Linked DNA regions of Homo sapiens: all the other regions are linked to region 4. A link is a contact called in ENCODE Hi-C or POLR2A ChIA-PET data. All regions are on one chromosome and are shown on one strand. Each heading gives the region's core, a stretch centred on a gene start or an enhancer-like site at or near the end of the contact. The rest is flanking DNA. Distances are from core to core; before and after follow the strand shown.

Region 1 (2,843 bases), core at 304-2,803, 6.8 Mb before region 4:
TTCTGGCCAGGCACAGTGGCTCATGCCTGTAATCCCAGCACTTCAGGAGGCCGAGGCGGGCGGATCACGAGGTCAGGAGTTCGAGACCAACCTGGCCAATATGGTGAAACCCCGTCTCTACTAAAAATACAAAAATTAGCCGGGCGTGGTGGTGTGCGCCTGTAATTCCAGCTACTCAGGAGGCAGAGGCAGGAGAATTGCTTGAACCCGGGAGGCGGAGGTTGCAGTGAGCCAAGATCATGCCACTGCACTCGAGCCTGGGCGACAGAGCAAGACTCCGTCTGAAACAAACAAACAAAAAAACTTATCTCCTGGAAAACTCACTTATTAAAAGATAACTAGTCCTTTTGCCTTTGATGCTCAGGTAAACTTCAGACGAACTAAATGAAAATACTTGTGGATTTGGGGATGAGCGGGAGTCAAGTGCTAGAATTTGCTTAGCAGCTTCTCTTCCACCAATAATGACTTTAAACATGTTGCAAACTAGCCCCAAATGCTAACCTACATTTTTAATCTGAGAGGTATGCGTCATCAAATATTTTGGTTTTATCCCGAAAGTCAGCTAACAGAGATGTAAGTACCTGGGCAACTCTAATGGAATGAGAAGCAACATCTTCCATCTTAAGCATTGATAAGGGTTAAGGGAACAGCTGCTCTTTGCAATGAACAAATCTCACTCTCTGAGGCAGAAATTCGCCATATAGAAGACTGAATTTCTTCATCTTTTTGAGAATCATTTCCACTACCCAGAAAAAACATTCAAATGAGTTGTAAATAAAGTCAAGCGCAGTTGAAAAATCCTGTATCCACAGATGTTTCTTAGGAGTGCCTATGCGCTTAGACTCGAGGGCTAGGGGTTTGAAAGCAAAAGGCAGCCCTCTACCAGGGGTGGTCGGGGAAACGGCCTCCAAGAAACGAATTACACGGTGCACTTTAGTTACCTAGGCAGCTGTTTGTCTAGGAAACAGCTTATTGTTTTCATTTGTCATCACCGCGGCTCACTAGGTATCAGGAAGCTCGGCTCCAGCCGCTACCTGGTGACGCTAATGACGTGCGATGTCTCGCAGCTGCCGCAATTAGACAGGCCAAGCCTTCGCCTTTAAGAAGCTGACTCACGTGGATGCTGTGTTGTGTGCGCTCAGCTGAAAGGGGGAGGTGGGTCCCCAGACTGACTACATTGGCCGCCTCGAGAGAAGGGGCAGAGTTAGCCTCTTTGATTGGCTGTACGAGTCCGAGGTGCTGGGTCAGGGGCGGGGCGAGCTGTCGCAAGCCTGCCCTGGGTCTGCGGCTTCTGAGAGGGGTGGGCCGCGAAGCGGAGGGGTGCGGGAGTGGGGGAGGGTGAGCCAGAGAAGGGGCGGGGCCCCGCGAAAAAGGCAGGAGGCCGAGGACAGGGGCGGGGCCTAGAAATAAAGGGCGTTCTGGGCCAACCGGGAGAGCTGACTGCGGGGGGGCGGAGCCACGCCGGGTGACTGACGTTGAGGCCCAACCAGGGAGAGGCGGGGCCAAGGCCAGGGCCTGACTAAACCTGGAGACTCGGGTGGCCGAGGGGCTTCATACCAGCTGAAGAGCGACAAGCCGCTGGCAGCCGCGGATCTCACCGCCGCTCAGGGTGAGTCCCGCGGGAGGGGCTGGACTCGGGGCCGGTGGGGACTGAGGCGCCCGTTCGGGTCGGGCGGCTTCGAGGCACTCGGGAATCGGCCCAGGGTGGGGGGCCCAGGCAGGAAGTGCCTCTTCCTCGCCGCGCTCTTCCCGGGGTCCCAGAGCGGCCGCCCCAGATCCTTCAGGGTGGGCCCCGGCGCTGGGACCGCGGGCGGACGCGCGGGGCTGTTTGCTCTTTGTGAGGCCTGGCGCGGCGGCCGCCGTCGGCCCGCCCCCGCCGCGCAGCCGGGCGACCGGTGCGACAACAGCCGCAACCCCTCCGCGCGGCGCCCGCGCCTCCGCCCCGTTTCCCCGTCGCGTCCTCCGAGGCCCGCCGCCGAGGCCCACGGCGCCCCCTGGGCGGACGGTCTGGCCGCGACCCCCAACCCGCCGCGCCGCGCCGCGGCTGCCCCGCCCCCACCCGTCGCATAGTCGGGGGCGCGCCCGGTCTCCGCCCCGAATCCAAGTCGGAACTTGACCGAGTTGTTTGGGCCGCGATGACCGCACGGCGTGAACCGTCCTGAGCAGGGCCCACGCCCGGCCCAAGCGGCCCAGCCACCGGGCTGGGGCGGTGTCTCCCTTTGCCCCCTCCCCCCCATGAACGTCCGCCTCCCCCGCCCTCCTGCCCAGAGGACCCGGGACTGACAGCGCAGGGTGACGGTTGGGCAGCCCGCCGGGTGTCGGGACCAAGAGAGCCCCCCGGCCACCCGCTCAGCTGTTTCCTGCTCGTGTTTGTTGTGCCGAGGGAGGCCCCGCCGCCACCGCCGCCGCCGCGCTCTGCCGCCCCGGTCCCTCCCGATTGGCCGGCTGGCGTCACGTGGCCTCCATCAGCTGGGCCGGCGGGGGCGCTCGCGGGCCCCACTGCGGCTGCCGGGTGAGCCCACCCGGGGGTCGCCCGGGCCGGCCCAGCTCCGCCAGCTTCGGGCTGCGGCCTTCCCTCCGCTTGCAGTCGGGAGGGTGGGCGTGCCCTTGCAACCCCTTTCCTGTACCTTCTCTGCAGGTAGATGGGACAAATGAGTGTCCGGATCAGCGGGAGTGGGAAATTGAAATACTACAAAGATCTGTTTAATCCTGATACCAACTAATCTCCCTTTCAAGGGAGAGTCTGGGAAGCTGTACAGCTCATTTATTTTTAAACTTTTTCTGTTTACAGAGATCTGTTGGTAATCTGAGGATTTTTATTCTACGTCGTCTTGACAGATGGA
Region 2 (2,855 bases), core at 87-2,586, 7.4 Mb after region 4:
TTATGAACGTATCTTTGGTATATATGTGGAAGATAAACTGGAAAAGCCTAATTATTTAATAAAGGTGGGGGAGGGAAGATTAATTATTGTTGAGTGTTAACTAACTGCCAGGTGCTTTTATCTTGTTTGTCTAATTTAAATTTTATATGGACTTAATAAAGTAGATATTACCATGCACATTTTACAGGTTGCCAAACTGTGGCTGTGGGAGGTTCTAAGCAACTGTTCCAGGTCACTTGTACAGTAAGCTGTATAGCAAAAAATCCAATTTGGTTCGGTTCCAAATACTGGACATACTCAACTTCGGATTTTTAATGTTAAAAAGGTATTTAGCGCTTTAATTAAAAACAACAAAAAACCCCTGCAAGATGCACAAATAAAATGTAAGGCCATCTCTGGTTTGTCAGGAGGTAGCTTTTATTAACCTTGATTGCTAATAAGTAGTTAAGAGTCAGAGAGACCTGGGTTGAGGTCTTAGCTCCTACACTTAACTGTGTCTCCGGGCCTCAGTTTCTTCATCTGCAAAAATGAAATGACACCATTTACCTTCTAGGGTTGTTGTTGTAAAGACAAAATGAGACAGCTTAACATTAAGACCATACAGTGCCTGGCACATAGTGACCACTCAATAAATGGCAGTTGCTATTATTTACGACAGGAATAATCTAGGTATGTTGCACACCGCTGAATGTCATTATGGAAGTCTTCCACAAAATGCCCCCTGGTATCAAAGGTAGAATGCTGCGTCAAATTTACCATAGATCAGATGCGCTACGACGCCCCCGCCCCCCTTAATCCCTTTCCATGTCGCAGCAAAATAATGGGCGATTGGGGGTAGGGGAGCAACACTAGTTTACTAGCCGACACTAGTAAAAAAAGGGGAAAAAAGACCCGAATAACAAGGACCTGCAAAGGTCCTACATCACCACGTTCCCACAGCCTTTATCCATCCATCTTTCATCCCCAAGAAGACAGTATGCAAGGCTAGGATGGGGGTGGGGTAGATAAATGGGTGTTCTCAGGAGAACCTATTCGTTTACCCCGTGCAACTCTCCACCCCAGGGATGAGGCGATCTGAATGCAACAGGGAGAGGGACCAGGTGACACGCACGCAGTGCCGGGACATTAGTCAAAAAGCGAGGACCTGGGGACTGAGGGGTGGGTGGCTGGGCGGGGGGAGAAAGGGGAGAAGGAAAGAGACCAGCACACCCCCCATACATACGCAAATTGAGAGAATCAGTCCGGCTCTGGACACAAACCAGTGAAGGCAGGCCGGAGAACCTGAAGCTCTCAGAGGGGAGCAGGTGTCACCGCAGGCAAGTCCAGCCGAAGTCTGCGTTCCGCAGCCCACAGAACGACAACTTACCCAGAGCCGCCTAGAGCTGGTTTGCAGCACGCCAATCTACGTAACCTCAATCTAGCACGAGCAACAGGCAGATTTCGCCATCTTTGTTGTGGTCAAGGAGTCTTCTTGGGTTCCTGGGTTCTTTAGTCTCGAAATATATAAGACTTTTCGTTCTTCGCTAGTCTTCTGAGCTCGAGATGAAGCACAGAAGGCTAAAACAATGAGGGACAGCGTTCCAGTAGCCCTGCCACAGCTCTCTCATCCTCTGGTCCGCCCTCACTCAAGATGGCTACCAGCAAGAATGGTGCAATGGCGTGACAGCTCGGCCCTGGTTGCCAAGGAGATGCGAGTACCGGAAATGCGGAATTCGGGGAGAGCGCGCATGCCTGGTCCGGTGGAGGGAGGGTGCCGGGCGTCACAGGTCCTGACAGGGAAGAAGTTGGCAGGTCCTGGCAGGGGACGAGCTGCGGCGGTGGCACCTCCGGGTGTGGAAGGCTCCAGTGAGATGGAGTCGCGAGTCGCGGACGCTGGGACCGGCGAGACCGCGCGAGCAGCGGGCGGGAGTCCGGCAGTTGGCTGCACCACTCGGGGGCCCGTAGTCTCGGCGCCCCTGGGAGCCGCCCGGTGGAAGCTCCTGCGGCAGGTAAGGGAGAACCTGCTCGCCTCACCTTTGCCTCTGGTCACTCCTCTCTCACGTACCGGGGGAGCGACTGTTCGCAGTTCTTTCCTCTTGGCAGCTCTGGGAGACCCTTCTCAGTTTGCCGGGAGCCACCTGCGAAGCTCCCCCTCGCTTCACCTAAGCGTCCCATCCAAGAGGAGGAATCATGTGGGGTTGGGTGGGGAGCGGGACAGCCAAGGCTGAGCTCCTGGGAAACTCAGATCGAAGTAGAAGAACCCCTTCTAGACATTTTTGTGCGTCTGGGGGACTTTTCCCCTTCTCGCCAGTCTCTGGTGCGCCCGCCGCTCCCCACTGCTCTTTTCCTGCTTCTGTTTTGCCTCCTTCCCCAGTTTCTTCTAGCTTAACTCCCAGCCTGGTTCGAGTTACCGATATTCGTCTGCACCCTCTGGCCCCGTCTTTTGCCCAGCGTGGTTGACTATGCCGGGACTGAGACACGGCATGCGTTCCCTCGGCATCTTCCGTACAGCGGAGCGTGCAAGGAGTAGGAAAAGCTGATACCCTCTCTCACTGAGGTCTCAAAGTTAAATGATTATCTTGTAGTTTGTAGTGATCAGCGAGATTCTCCGTGTCCAAGGTGGGCTAGTCAAAGTGTGTTCGTTTTTGAATGATGGTATCTTCTGGTACTTCAAAGTTTCTGCTGTTACTTACAACTCCACTCGTGCAAGCTTGACGGAAGTTCTGATTTATGATCACTCACATTCTTCGCTCACTTCTTGAAGTGAAGTCTGGTTATTGTTTTTGCATAGCAGTGTTATGCCTCTGCCTGAAGTTTTCTGCCGAAAACTTTACTCAGGAGGACATTTTTCCATTTCTGACAGTTGTGTTTGGAAA
Region 3 (2,732 bases), core at 108-2,607, 8.1 Mb before region 4:
GATCATTACTTTTACATTATTATAACTGAATACATTGTTATTTTGTAAATGATTACAGCCTGGAATTGAATAGGGGGAAACGGAAGCAGTTGTTACAATCATTATCAATTTGAAAGTGAAGACTTCTTTTCTCTCTCTTTTTTTTTGAGACAGTCTCGCTCTGTCACCTAGACTGGAGTGCAGTGGCGTGGCGATTTCGGCTCACTGCAACCTCCACCTCCCGGGTTCAAGGAGTCTCCTGCCTCAGTCTCCCGAGTAGCTGGGACTACAGGCACACACCACCACACCCGGCTAATTTTAGTATTTTTAGTAGAGACAAGGTTTCGCCATTTTGCCTAGCTTGGTCTCGAACTCTGACCTCGGGCGATCTGCCCGCCTCGGCCTCCCAAAGTGGGATTATAGGTGTAAGCCACCGCGCTCGGCTGAAGATTTCCTTCAAACCTTTCGTTCTACCTTATCATTTTCTTTAAAGTTTTAAAAAATTGTTATTTATTTATTATTTATTTTTTTAAGACGGAGTTTCACTCTTGTTGCCCGGAGTATAATGGCGCGATCTCGGCTCACAGCAACCTCCATCTCCCGAGTTCAAGCGATTCTCCTGCCTCAGCCTCTCGAGTAGCTGGGATTACAGGCGTGCGCCACACGCCTGGCTATTTTTTTTTTTTTTTTTTTTTTTTTTTTTTTTTTGAGACGAGTCTCGCTCTGTCGCCCAGGCTGGAGTGCAGGGGCGCGATCTCGGCTCACTGCAATCTCCGCCTCCCGGGTTCAACCAATTCTCTGCCTCAGCCTCCCGAGTGGCTGGGATTACATACAGGTGCCAACCACCAAGCCCGGCTAATTTTTTTGTATTTTTAGTAGAGACGAGGTTTCATCATCTTGGCCAGGCTGGTCTTGAACTCCTGACCTTATGATCCACCCGCCTCGGCCTCCCAAAGTGCTAGGATTACAGGCGTGAGCCACCGCGCCCAGCCCACGGCTAATTTTTTTATTTTTAGTAGAGACGGGGGTTTCTACATGTTGGTCAGGCTGGTCTCGAACTCCGACCTCAGGGGATCCGCCCACTTCGGCCTCCCAAAGTGCTGTGATTACAGGCGTGAGCCACCGCGCCCGGCCCCCCCCCTTTTTTTTTTTTTTTAAAGGAACAGGACTTGATCTTAATTCTACAATTACTTTCTCCCATACTCCCACTCCCGCCCAGAACAAGATAGCGACAGGCCCTAGCGGGCCACCGTCCACAGGGCGGATCCGCCAGAAGCTCTCCTGCGACGCGAAGATCCACTCCCTGAGCCCCCGGCGCTCCCTCCGCCTCACTTCCTCCTCCAGGCTCCGCCCCGCGCCGGTGCGCCTGCGCACGGACGAACACGTGGCTGCAGCGGGGCCAGAGCAGCAATGGCGGCGGGCGGCGGCGGTAGCTGCGACCCCCTGGCCCCTGCTGGGGTCCCTTGCGCCTTCTCCCCGCACAGCCAGGCCTACTTCGCTTTGGCCTCTACCGACGGTCACTTACGAGTATGGGAGACGGCCAACAACCGGCTGCACCAGGAGTACGTGCCTTCCGCGCACCTCAGTGGTACCTGCACCTGTCTGGCCTGGGCGCCAGCGCGGCTGCAGGCCAAGGTAAAGCGAGCGGGACTGCGCGGGGCGGGCGCCTTCCCGGGCTCGGCTTCGGGCCTCCGGGCCGGGTGGCGCGTGGTCCGGCATCGCGCGTGGCTCTCAGCGGCCCGGGCCAGAAGGCTTGGAGGCGGCGTCGGCGCGTTCAGGGCCCAAGCCGCCAGCCCCGCGTGCGGCCTGCCGCGAGGGCAGTGAGGGAGGGCGCAGCTCGACCCGGCCGGCCTCGTATCCGAGCCCTGCCGGCTGGCCCAATGAGGCCTGGGCCCCACTGTTGACGGGCAGCCATGTTCGCCAAGTCCCCTGGTCCCCCTGGGGCGGCTTCCTTCTGCCGGGCCTTGGCTCATCAGAGTTCTGGTTTTTGACAGAGCCCCATCTTGGGACTATCTAACTTTCCTCTGTCTGTGATCCGGCTCATCAGTTTTGCACTGGGCAGTTGGTATGGACTAGTCTGTACTTGCTTCCGGACCTTCCCCCTCCTGCCCCCCCTTTGGGTGCCGGCTCACCACGTGTTCTCGTCCCCGTCCAGGTTGTGGGACTCTCAACTCTTAACTTTTGCCTTTCCCAGGCACCTCTACATTCTCAGCTTTTTGAACTCACTGCTTTTTGATTTTAACATCTGCTCGCCCCTCCCGCCCCGCTTTCAAGCCGATCACACTGCTCCCCACCCACCCCAATCTGAAGTCTGTATTAGGATGTGGAGGTTAAGTGAAGTAGTAGCTTGATTTAGTGAATGTTTTATGAGTGCAGATGAAATTACCCTTAGATGGAAAACTGCCGAGTTAGGCAGAGCTTTTCATTGTTAGGGACCCGTGTCAGGTAAATGCCTTTCACTGTTGAGTCACTCAGCTACATCTCTCTAACTCAGCATGCACGTGGTTATTGCGTTTACAGAGTAGCCAAACCGAATCACTGCAAAGTGATTTGGAAACATCAGGTATCCTGAGGTGTGTGATGTGAGCTGTTTCAATGTGGAGAACTGTAAAAGCTATTTAGGATCTTACTCTCTCTGACGACCTGGGAAGCCTGCTAAATTTTTGGGTTGGGAAAAGGGATACATATAAGTTGCTATACTTTGGGCATGTTTAGATATTTTTCAAATTTTAAGCTACATTTTCATAGTTTAT
Region 4 (3,107 bases), core at 568-3,067:
CCCTATCACACGCTATTCCTGAACTCTGACTTATTTCTTCCTCACAGCAGTTGCCACTATAAGCCATTATATTCTATAGGCGCATTTGCTGGACTGTTTGCCTCTCCACTAAAACATAAACTCCATGAGGGCAGAAGCTTGGTCGGTTTTCTTTCAACACAGGGCCTAGACACACAGCTGGCACTCAATACACAGGTGCTGAATAAAATACATGATAAAACTGAAACCCAGAGAGGTTAAAGGATTTCCTCAAGGTCACAGAGCTAGCAACAAACACAGCCCTTACTATAACCTTGTCTACTACAGCCTTGTGTGTTCGCTCTTTCCACAGCCACTTCCACTACACCAGAGCCTGTTCCAGCACATGATTCTATTTAACAGATTTCTCCTCTTCTTTTTTTTCTTAAGCGCCAAATACATGTTACCAAAAAAAGTGACACACTGGGTAGCATTTTAAACTCAAGTGTTTTGCCAACTAAAACTATACTCAAATTTCATAAGTATACAGGCTTAGCCCGTAAAACAGAAAGGCACAACTATTCATAGTTCTTTAAGTTCCTTTTGAAATTGGTGTGTATGCCCTGGAAGTTTTAAGAACAACCACTGAAAACCTATTCACCAATTCTGAATGGCTTGTAAAGTATCAGCCTCACTTTCATTCTTTTCAGAGCCCACAGTTATCTCCTCCCTGGATATACTTTATCTTGCAGATTATGCAAGGCAATGTAACTAACTTCAAAGTCCCTTTAGTTCCTTTTAAAGCACAAGAAAATCTCCCAAAACACTGAACATAAAATTAACCCTTGGGAAGTTTCAGATTCTGAGAACAGGAACCACCTCTTAACCATTCTCTCTGACTGCGATCATCTAGGTCCTTCATTCAAAATGCATTAATTGGAAATACCTAAAAGAAACGTGGGAGGGGGCCGGGGGGTCGGAAGAAAGTGGAGAACAGACATTTACATATATAAAAAAAGGGATCTGATATATGAATAACACTTTTGCCCAACGTCAACTTCTCGCCTCGACTCAAGGCCTGACACAACTTCTGTTGTCTTCTTGATCACCTTCCTTGAAGAGAGGGGCCAAAGCCGGCACGTTCTGCGGAGACTGTCTCTAGACCTAGGAAGGGGCACACCAGGGCAGCGGACGATTTGCTCCGCGTCTCTCAAAACTACTGCCAGCCCAATTAGTAAACCGAGAGGGCAGCCCTGAGATGCAGGATGGCCAGAGAGTTGAAATGAGTCTGGGAGTTAAGAGTGGGATGGGGCGGACGAACAGGCGTGGGGAGGGTAAACAACGCACCAGGAGCGGGAGTGAGAACAGGGTCGAGGTGGGGTCAGCGAAAGGCAAAAGGCGAAGAGAAGAAGGGGACGGGGCTCCGGGTGGGATGGGCGGCAGCAAAGGGGGAGGGGACGCGAGAAGGCTGGGGGAGGGGGAGAAGGGTCCGGGGCGGGGCGGAAGGGAGCAAAGAGGCGGGATGAAGACGGCCAGGCCGGGAGGGTCTTTACCTGCAGCTCCGCCCGCTCCACCTCCCACTGGGCTCTCTCCACCTCGAAGCGGGCCCACTCGTGCTGCAGGAAGTGCAGGATCCCCGGGAGACTGTACTGGGCTCGGGCCGCCCCCGCCGCAGCCGCCCCGTCGCCGGCCGCGGCAGCCTCCGCCAGAGGCCCGAGCCCCTTGGCACCGCCGGCGCCCGGGTGGTTGTTGCTGAAGAAGACGCCGGGACCCGCCTGCTCGTCCATGGCGGCCGCAGATACCCGGGGAGCTGCCCCGGCGCCCAGCAGCGGAGGCAACAGCGGCGGCAAGCAGCGCCTCCTCCTCCCTCCGCCGCTCCCGCCCACACCCCAGTCAGCAGGGAGCAGCCTCCTGGGCGCGGGGGCCGGCCGAGCCCGTGACGGGCCGGGAAATGGGTCAACTGCGGCGCGCTGGCGGCCCGGGGCTTGCCGGGAAATGTAGTCGCGGGGCGGGGCGCGGGCTAGCGCGGCCCGGGCGGCCTGTAGGGCTGTGCCTCAGCTTGGGCGTGGCCTCGGGCCCGCCCCGCCCCGGCTCGCCGCGTAGGGGGCCGGCTGGGCGGGGAGAGCGGGTTTCCTCTGGGGCCGGCTGGGCGCGGGCGGGCGGGTCTCCAGTCTTCCTCGCACGCGGAAGTTCGCGGGCGGCGCACCCTGTTGCATTCAAAAACACACACACACACACACACACACACACACGGAAGTTGTCACGCCAAGATACCTGCCCGAGCTGCACATCTTTTAAGGCTTCCTGGCCGTTCTGTGAAGGAACAGGCTCAAAGCGAGCTACCCGGTGCGGCCGCGGGACCGGGGTTCTCCCGCCAGCTGCCCTGCGTGCTCTCGCTTCGGCTTCGTGTTCGGAGTTTCTCTCACCCTAGACGCTCCTCCATTCTGCCAATCTGCGGGTCGCTGTCGCTCTTGCCTTTCTCTTTTGACTCGAGGGGCTCAAACCTGTTACCTGACCAGTTTTCATTTCTAAGGAACGCCGATCACCTTTCTAAGACAACGCCGCAGCTTTCTGCTGCTGCTTCCAAATTGTGGTTTGTTGACAGCCCATCTGAAAAACTGCTCCGTTGAAGTTTCTTTCCCTTTGCAGTCCTCCTGCAGTAAATCCTGTAAAAGTTTTAGCATCCAATAATAGATGTTCTGTTATTTCGGTCTCATTTTTCCTATCTTATTCCCGCTGATTTTTACTCTACTTAATTGAACAAATATTTTGATTATCGGTTTTCTCTTGCGCTGGGAATATTAAGATAAATGACATCGTTTCTGTCATCAAAGATTGGCGTATAATCAAATATCACAAAGGCTTAATTTAAAAGCTACACCACCTTGAAAAAGCAAGTTCCCTTTCTGCTCCCTAGCGCGGTCTTAGATATCCTGGCCCCTCTCCGTTTTCACTTGTCCTGTTCCCAGTTTCTTTCACGATTCACCTGCCAACTGGCAACAGCATCCGCCTACCAAAGGTACACCAAAGTCCTTTCAAGTTACTCTCTGTAAATATTTGCCTTCTCCGAAGTCTGACAATATGTCACTATAAATTCACACTACAACAGTGGCAAAAAGGAAGGCCCCTGAAAACAATTTAACAAATGC
Region 5 (2,916 bases), core at 201-2,700, 7.2 Mb after region 4:
CATCGTCTAATTTGATAGCTGGAGGAGTCATGTCCACTTTCCCCATCGGCCTGTTAAACCCCTATCATTCATTCTTGACTCATCCTGTGTCTTTGTGAAGCCTTTCTTGGTAAACCTATGCACAAGGAAGACCCTTTATGTCGTCACCAGCCCTTGTGCATGTTTCAATTGTAGTACCTATCATCTTGTACTGCGATTGCCTAATTTATTTTTGTATCTCCAGTTCTACATACAGTACCTGGCAAACAGTAGGCGCTCAATAACTGCGAAATGAACAAGTCCATGTCAAGAGACTAGGCTGGGAGTTTTAATATCAATGCCGACTGAGAAACAAAATACGGAAATGTCAAGGGCTGGTATAAAAATAATCTCTAATAGCACAAAATCCTCCTGAAGGGAACACCTGTCCCACTTTCTCACGTTGCTTTCCAGGTTCTTCCGACACCCCAATTTCCCGCCCACTCTTCTCCCTCCGGGGTACAGGTCAGGCAGGTATCCCAGCTCGGCGGCTCTGATAGGTCGGCGATGATTTCATTGTTAGGGAACATCCGGGCCTTTCCCCTCCCCGCAACACCTCCCCAGAGCCCGGCCTTCCCAGTTTCCCACTCTCGCCTGCGCCCCACCCGCGGCTGAAGCAAAACAACCGCCTCTCCCCTGCCCACTTCTTGTCCTCGTCTGAGTCGTCCCTTCCCGTCTCCACGCCGAAGAGAGGCGTTTAGATCCTCCAATGAGGGCCTAGGAGGACTTTCTTAGCCAATCAGTAGCCAAGCCCCTGCAATTCCGGGTGGGACCAGGCGTCCACACCTATAGCTGGACTGCTCGTTGGTCCCTTATGGCGCTTCTTTTACGCGAGGCTTAGAGGTCAAATACAAGGGGGCACGGTCCTCACAGAACGGAAAGGATCCGTACAGACTCTCCGGGTTTGACCGTTTTCTAGGACGAACCAATCGCTTTCCAGATACTTCCCCGCCTTTTGCGCGTTCATTTGAAAAAAGCCGGTGTGACGGACTTGGAAATTGGCTCAGTGACTGACCCGCAAGAAAGCCAGTGACTGGGGGTTCGGATCACGAGTTGGACCAATAAGAAAAGACAATCGCTGGGGCCGGGGCTTTGCTAGGAGGAGCGCAGGTGGGCGTTATTTGATTGACGGAGGGCTCTACTTATGGCTGGTAGCGGGGGCTGGTCCCTGACGTTCGGGAGGTAGGACCTAGCGGAGGCGGGGCCGAATAAAGTAAATGGTAATAAAGGGTTGGGTCTCACTTAGTGGGCGGTGTTTGATGGACAGCTGACCTTGCCTATTGAAAGTAGCCACTGATGCCCAATGGGAAATTAGAAACCCAGAGGCGGGGCCGGGTGGGCGGGGTAAACGAAGTACGGAGGTGCCGAGGGAGCAGCACGGGGAGGGGGAGCGGTGATTGACAAGACTCCCAGCAAACCGGGGGCCGTGAGAGGGCGCGCGGCATCCCAGTGGGTGGCAGCTGGAGGCGGGGCACCCTGAGGGGCGGGGAAGGACTAGGGTGCGGGGAGGGGGTTGCAAAAGGAGCCGAGCGGCTTCTGCTCAATGGCGGAAAAGCCGCCGGTGCTCTGACGGCCTCGTTCCCCTAGCAGTTGCGGGGGAGTTTCCTGCCGGCGCGGCTGGAGTCTCTGATTCTCAGGGTTCGGTGGTTGGAAGATGCTCCAGAGAGACGAGGCTGCGGCGGAGGAGGTGGCGGCGGCCGAATCGGCAACGGCGCTAGGGTGGAGAGAAGGCGGCATCGGCGGCGGCGGCGGCGTGAGGGGCCGGGCGGTGTAAACAGCCCCGGAGGCGGCGGTCGAGACCCCGAGGGGGAAGCGGCGGCTGAGTCAGGGTCGCGCCTCCGTTGGAAACTTGGGCTGAGTACCGCGGCGGGCGCGAGCGAGGCGCCCTAGACATCTTCTCCCTCCCTTGCCTCAGGTAAGGCCGCCCGGCACCCCGCCGGAGGGGAAGCGGCTGACCGGCCGCGCCGCCGAGGCCCCGGGCCCTGGGCAGGTTTTCGCGGTGCTGCCGAGCCGCGGCCGGGGCCTCTGTCCTTCCGAATCCTCGCTGCTTTCCCTGCTGCCGCGGAGCCTAGGCAGGGGAACGCCGGGCCTGGCTCTCGGGTATAGGCCCCTTCCCCGGCCGCCGCCTCCGCTGGGCTGAGGTCTGGGAGAGGCGCAGGGAGAGAATGGGAGTTTGCTGGAACGCCTGGAAGCTGACTGATTCTCTCTTCCCTCCGCTTCAGTCTGCAAGCATCTCTTTCACACGAAAGCACTGGGGCTACCCCAAGCCTTGGCGCTTCTCTTCCTGGTGCATGCCCTGTTTGAAAACACTATCTTTTACCATTCGTTTCCTCATCAGCTTCTGCCCTACTCTGCGCTCCACTTCACTTCCTTGTTAAATCGTCTTTCTCTGCTGTCTATGCGTTCTACCCTCGCCTTCCCTCCTTAGTGGCTTTAAATTGTGTGTTTCTCTTTTCTTCGTACCCCGGCATCTCTTGCCTGTCTTCCCTAGCACCATCCTTTTCGGATGTCATTCCTAACAGTGAAGTTCTTAATTGAAACTGCCACTTATTGTCAGTACCCCAAATCTACCGGAGCCCCATTAAGAGTATAGACTGACTAGCCATATGTGGTAAATCAGTTTTTCATAGTTTAAGCCTAACAACCTTGAAAAAATTGTATTATTAAACGTAAAGTGTGAAAATAACACCGAAAATAATTTTTTAAATGAAGGACTCAGTGAGTGTTGGAAATAGTTATTTCTTCATTTTTTAAACTTGCATGACCTCTCATATCAGATTTAGCAGATCTGGGACGTTTGCCCATCTTATTCGGCAAAAAAAGTGCTTCTTAGGCGTTTGATAGCAGCCCAAATTCATCAATATTCAATTTCTTCTAAGAACAACTTGAAAACTTTTT
Region 6 (2,750 bases), core at 159-2,658, 7.0 Mb after region 4:
GATAAATCTGGAGTAGGCTGCAGTCTGGGCCCAGCCTACTGCAGATCCCTGGCTCTCAGTCCTTACGCGAGCTCTCAAAGTACCTTAATTTACAAGCATCAGTCTTTCAAAATCATTTTTTCTCCAATGCTAAAAGCTCAGCACCTATCTCCCCTTCTCTGGTGGTCAGAATACTATTAATAACCAAATGAACACTTTCACCAACTTTTCTTTTCCCCTCCACTACAAAAGTCTATACCAAACCTATCTCTGATAAACCTCAAACCATGAGAGCATTTATTCGCCTATCTGACACCCACTTAGAGTTTAACTTGCCTTTGCATCCCCAGATTCCAACAGAGTGCCTTGCATGTGCTCATTCATTCAAAGACACTTACAGGACGGGAGCGGTGGCTCACACCTGTAATCCCAGCACTTTGGGAGGCCGAGGCAGGAGGATCGCTTGAAGTCAGGAGTTCGAGACTAGCGTGGCCAACATGGTGAAACCCAGTCTCTACTAAAAGTACAAAAGTTAGCCTGGCATGGTGGCGCACACCTGTAATCCCAGCTACTCGGGAGGCTGAGGCAGGAGAATCGCTTGAACCCGGGAAGCGGAAGTTGCAGTGAGCTGAGATCGCGCCACTGCACTCCAGCCCAACTCGCGCAACACCTTCTTAAATGCTGAAGGAAAACTCCATTCAAGAGAACGCAGGCAAAAGCCCAAAGTGATCATAATCCAGCGTCCAGCTTTAAGTCATCCGTGGCTCACCCAAACTCCCAACCCACTCCTCGCCGCCCCATCCCTCGCAAAAAGCTAAATTTCCAATATCTAAATGCTAGGTGGTTACTGATCACCAACGGTGACCGCACGTGGGACACCACCCAAGCTGGCCAAGTGTAAGGAAAAGACCACCACCCGACTTCCCAAAGCAGTCTTCAAAGCCCCCCTCATCTTCGTTGACCATGGGTACCCCGAGGGCAGTAAGGTCCAGGCTGAAGTGGCGGGGGCAGGATTCAAGCCGGAGGCAGGCCATGCCCACAGCCGTGACCTTCTGAAGGCGCTTAACCCTGTCACCCGAAAACCCCTGGTAGGGAGCGTGGTGCGGAGCCCGGGGAGGCTAGGTCCTGGGGCGGGGAGAAGGGTGGCGAGCACAGGCAGGACCCGGTCCCTGCCGGCACCCACGACCCCGGGGGACCCTGGCGCCGCAGCTTGCCTGGAGAAAGGGCCTGGGCACTCACCCGGCCACGGGCCCGGCGCGAGCGGCGGGCAGATAGGAGGCGGCATGCAGCCGGCCCGGGCCGCCAGGGAGGAGGCGCAGGGAGAGCGGGAGGCGCGGGGCCGCCCCGGCACGCAGCAACCAACGCGCGGATCTCAGCAGGGCTGCCATTGCTCGAACGTCCCCGCAGCGGGAAGCACGCTCCGCCAGAAGGACAGGAGGAGCATGTGACCGCAGGGTAGCCTGGCGCGGCAGAGACCAACTGCCGGGCGTGCCAAATGTGGGGGGAGCGACGGATTGTTTTAGGTTGGAAGATGGAAAACCGCACTTCTCCGAGGACAGAAGACCCAATGTAATATTTACATAAACGATGTTGCTTGATTCATTATCGAAGCTTTTCTTTTCCGTCTTCCGTCTCCGATCTGGGCATCGTGTTCATTCGCTGCACCCCTGCACTCCTCTGTTGGTAGAGCCGCAAGAGGTCAACTCCTCCCAGGTTGGCGCAGAGGCTTGTGGGAGGCCAACTAGTAAAAATACCGAGAACTCTCGAGGAGAGCCGACTATGAAGATCCCAGGACGTGGGAAGGTTTCCCCCGCCCCCGAGTGCAGATGTTGCTGCTAACGTTCAGCCCTGACGCCATGTCCAATAGGAACGGCCCTTCACTCTCAGAAACGCGGGCCGGAGAAACCGTGGAGGTCTTTTGCACCTTGCCGTTTGCCTCCCAGGTTCAACATGATAGGATGTGGATTATCAGGGCCTGGGAACAGTGTAAAGGAACGCGCAGGTCCCCACCCTAAGCGCGTACGCGGGGCCTCGCTTTAGAAAATAAATGAATTCTACCAAAAATCCTATAGTTTTAAAGCTGGAATTGAACTGACTCTCTTCCCCAACCCTCCACCCCTACCGCGCCTCTCCCTTCAGTAAATGCACATATACATGTGAGAAGTAAAAGAACAATGTAATTAAGAGTCTCCAGCCAAATATGGGGAGAAAACTGGCAAGTTAAACCCATCGCTGGCGAAGTGGCTCACGCCTGTAATCCCATCACTTTGGAAGGCCGAGGCGGGTGGATCACCTGAGGTCAGGAGTTGGAGACCAGCCTGGCCAACATGGTGAAACCCCATCTGTACTAAAAATACAAAAAATTAGCCGGGCGTGGTGGCGGGCGCCTGTAATCTCAGCTACTCGGGAGGCTGAGGCAGGAGAATTGCTTGAACCCGAGAGGTGGAGGTTGCAGTGAGCCAAGATGGCGCCATTGCACTCCAGCCTGGGTGACACAGCGAGACTCTGTCTAAAACAAAACAAAAAAACCACGTCGCTGCCTTCACAGGGCTTACAGACTGGATCGGTTCCCTGTGCACACGTGGGAAGCTGAGAACAGCCTTCCACTCCCTCTACACCTGCCTGTCCCCTACCTATCACGAGGCAAACGCGGCGGGTATTTCCTCTGGAAGCCCTCCCACGGTCATTTCCGAAGTGACTGTTTATCCCACTGGACTCCTTATCAGTTAATCCCACGAACTCCTTATCAGTAGGGACTGTGATCTCTTATT

What was found. Hi-C counts contacts between places; a loop is a spot of excess contacts on that map. ChIA-PET counts read pairs that join two places held with the same protein, here RNA polymerase II (POLR2A). Pooled maps may share reads with other maps.
Region 1: a map of B cell shows a loop between it and region 4 (18-fold over the local background). The contact joins the promoter of YPEL5 here to the promoter of STRN in region 4. A Hi-C loop is called at or near these places in 2 of 168 maps with a recorded cell type or tissue (B cell and naive thymus-derived CD4-positive, alpha-beta T cell), 1 of 37 single-sample maps with no recorded cell type and 11 of 50 pooled maps.
Region 2: a loop to region 4 is called in a map of CD8-positive, alpha-beta T cell, with 10 times the contacts of the local background. The contact joins the promoter of PREPL here to the promoter of STRN in region 4. A Hi-C loop is called at or near these places in 2 of 168 maps with a recorded cell type or tissue (CD4-positive, alpha-beta memory T cell and CD8-positive, alpha-beta T cell) and 6 of 50 pooled maps.
Region 3: a map of CD8-positive, alpha-beta T cell shows a loop between it and region 4 (23-fold over the local background). The contact joins the promoter of WDR43 here to the promoter of STRN in region 4. A Hi-C loop is called at or near these places in 1 of 168 maps with a recorded cell type or tissue (CD8-positive, alpha-beta T cell) and 6 of 50 pooled maps. POLR2A ChIA-PET finds 5 or more read pairs at or near these places in 2 of 52 experiments (CD4-positive, alpha-beta T cell and activated B cell).
Region 5: a loop to region 4 is called in a map of B cell, with 23 times the contacts of the local background. The contact joins the promoter of PPM1B-DT here to the promoter of STRN in region 4. A Hi-C loop is called at or near these places in 2 of 168 maps with a recorded cell type or tissue (B cell and CD4-positive, alpha-beta memory T cell) and 7 of 50 pooled maps.
Region 6: a loop to region 4 is called in a pooled map, with 21 times the contacts of the local background. The contact joins the promoter of LRPPRC here to the promoter of STRN in region 4. A Hi-C loop is called at or near these places in 5 of 50 pooled maps.

Annotation. Positions count from the first base shown.
Region 1 is chr2:30,145,454-30,148,296 of GRCh38, forward strand. YPEL5 (yippee like 5) reads left to right here and starts at 1,554. Exons shown (of 3, transcript NM_016061.3): 1 at 1,554-1,609. RefSeq lists silencers at 1,158-1,737, 1,768-1,937, 2,228-2,667.
Region 2 is chr2:44,360,158-44,363,012 of GRCh38, forward strand. It overlaps PREPL (prolyl endopeptidase like), which reads right to left and starts at 1,337. Exons shown (of 14, transcript NM_001171613.2): 1 at 1,223-1,337. CAMKMT (calmodulin-lysine N-methyltransferase) reads left to right here and starts at 1,790. Exons shown (of 11, transcript NM_024766.5): 1 at 1,790-1,988. The coding sequence starts at 1,851. RefSeq lists enhancers at 709-1,603, 980-2,179, 1,416-1,885, 1,604-2,497.
Region 3 is chr2:28,893,310-28,896,041 of GRCh38, forward strand. WDR43 (WD repeat domain 43) reads left to right here and starts at 1,358. Exons shown (of 18, transcript NM_015131.3): 1 at 1,358-1,614. The coding sequence starts at 1,390. RefSeq lists silencers at 1,342-1,421, 1,562-1,621, 1,662-1,711, 1,732-1,851 and enhancers at 1,502-2,125, 1,952-2,051, 2,126-2,732.
Region 4 is chr2:36,964,719-36,967,825 of GRCh38, forward strand. STRN (striatin) reads right to left here and starts at 1,818. Exons shown (of 18, transcript NM_003162.4): 1 at 1,512-1,818. The coding sequence starts at 1,745. RefSeq lists a silencer at 1,499-2,308.
Region 5 is chr2:44,167,342-44,170,257 of GRCh38, forward strand. It overlaps PPM1B-DT (PPM1B divergent transcript), which reads right to left and starts at 1,451. Exons shown (of 2, transcript XR_940034.3): 1 at 1-1,451. PPM1B (protein phosphatase, Mg2+/Mn2+ dependent 1B) reads left to right here and starts at 1,534. Exons shown (of 6, transcript NM_002706.6): 1 at 1,534-1,933. RefSeq lists silencers at 1,235-1,564, 1,885-2,094.
Region 6 is chr2:43,994,581-43,997,330 of GRCh38, forward strand. It overlaps LRPPRC (leucine rich pentatricopeptide repeat containing), which reads right to left and starts at 1,409. Exons shown (of 38, transcript NM_133259.4): 1 at 1,219-1,409. The coding sequence starts at 1,367. RefSeq lists enhancers at 960-1,611, 1,407-1,686 and a silencer at 987-1,306.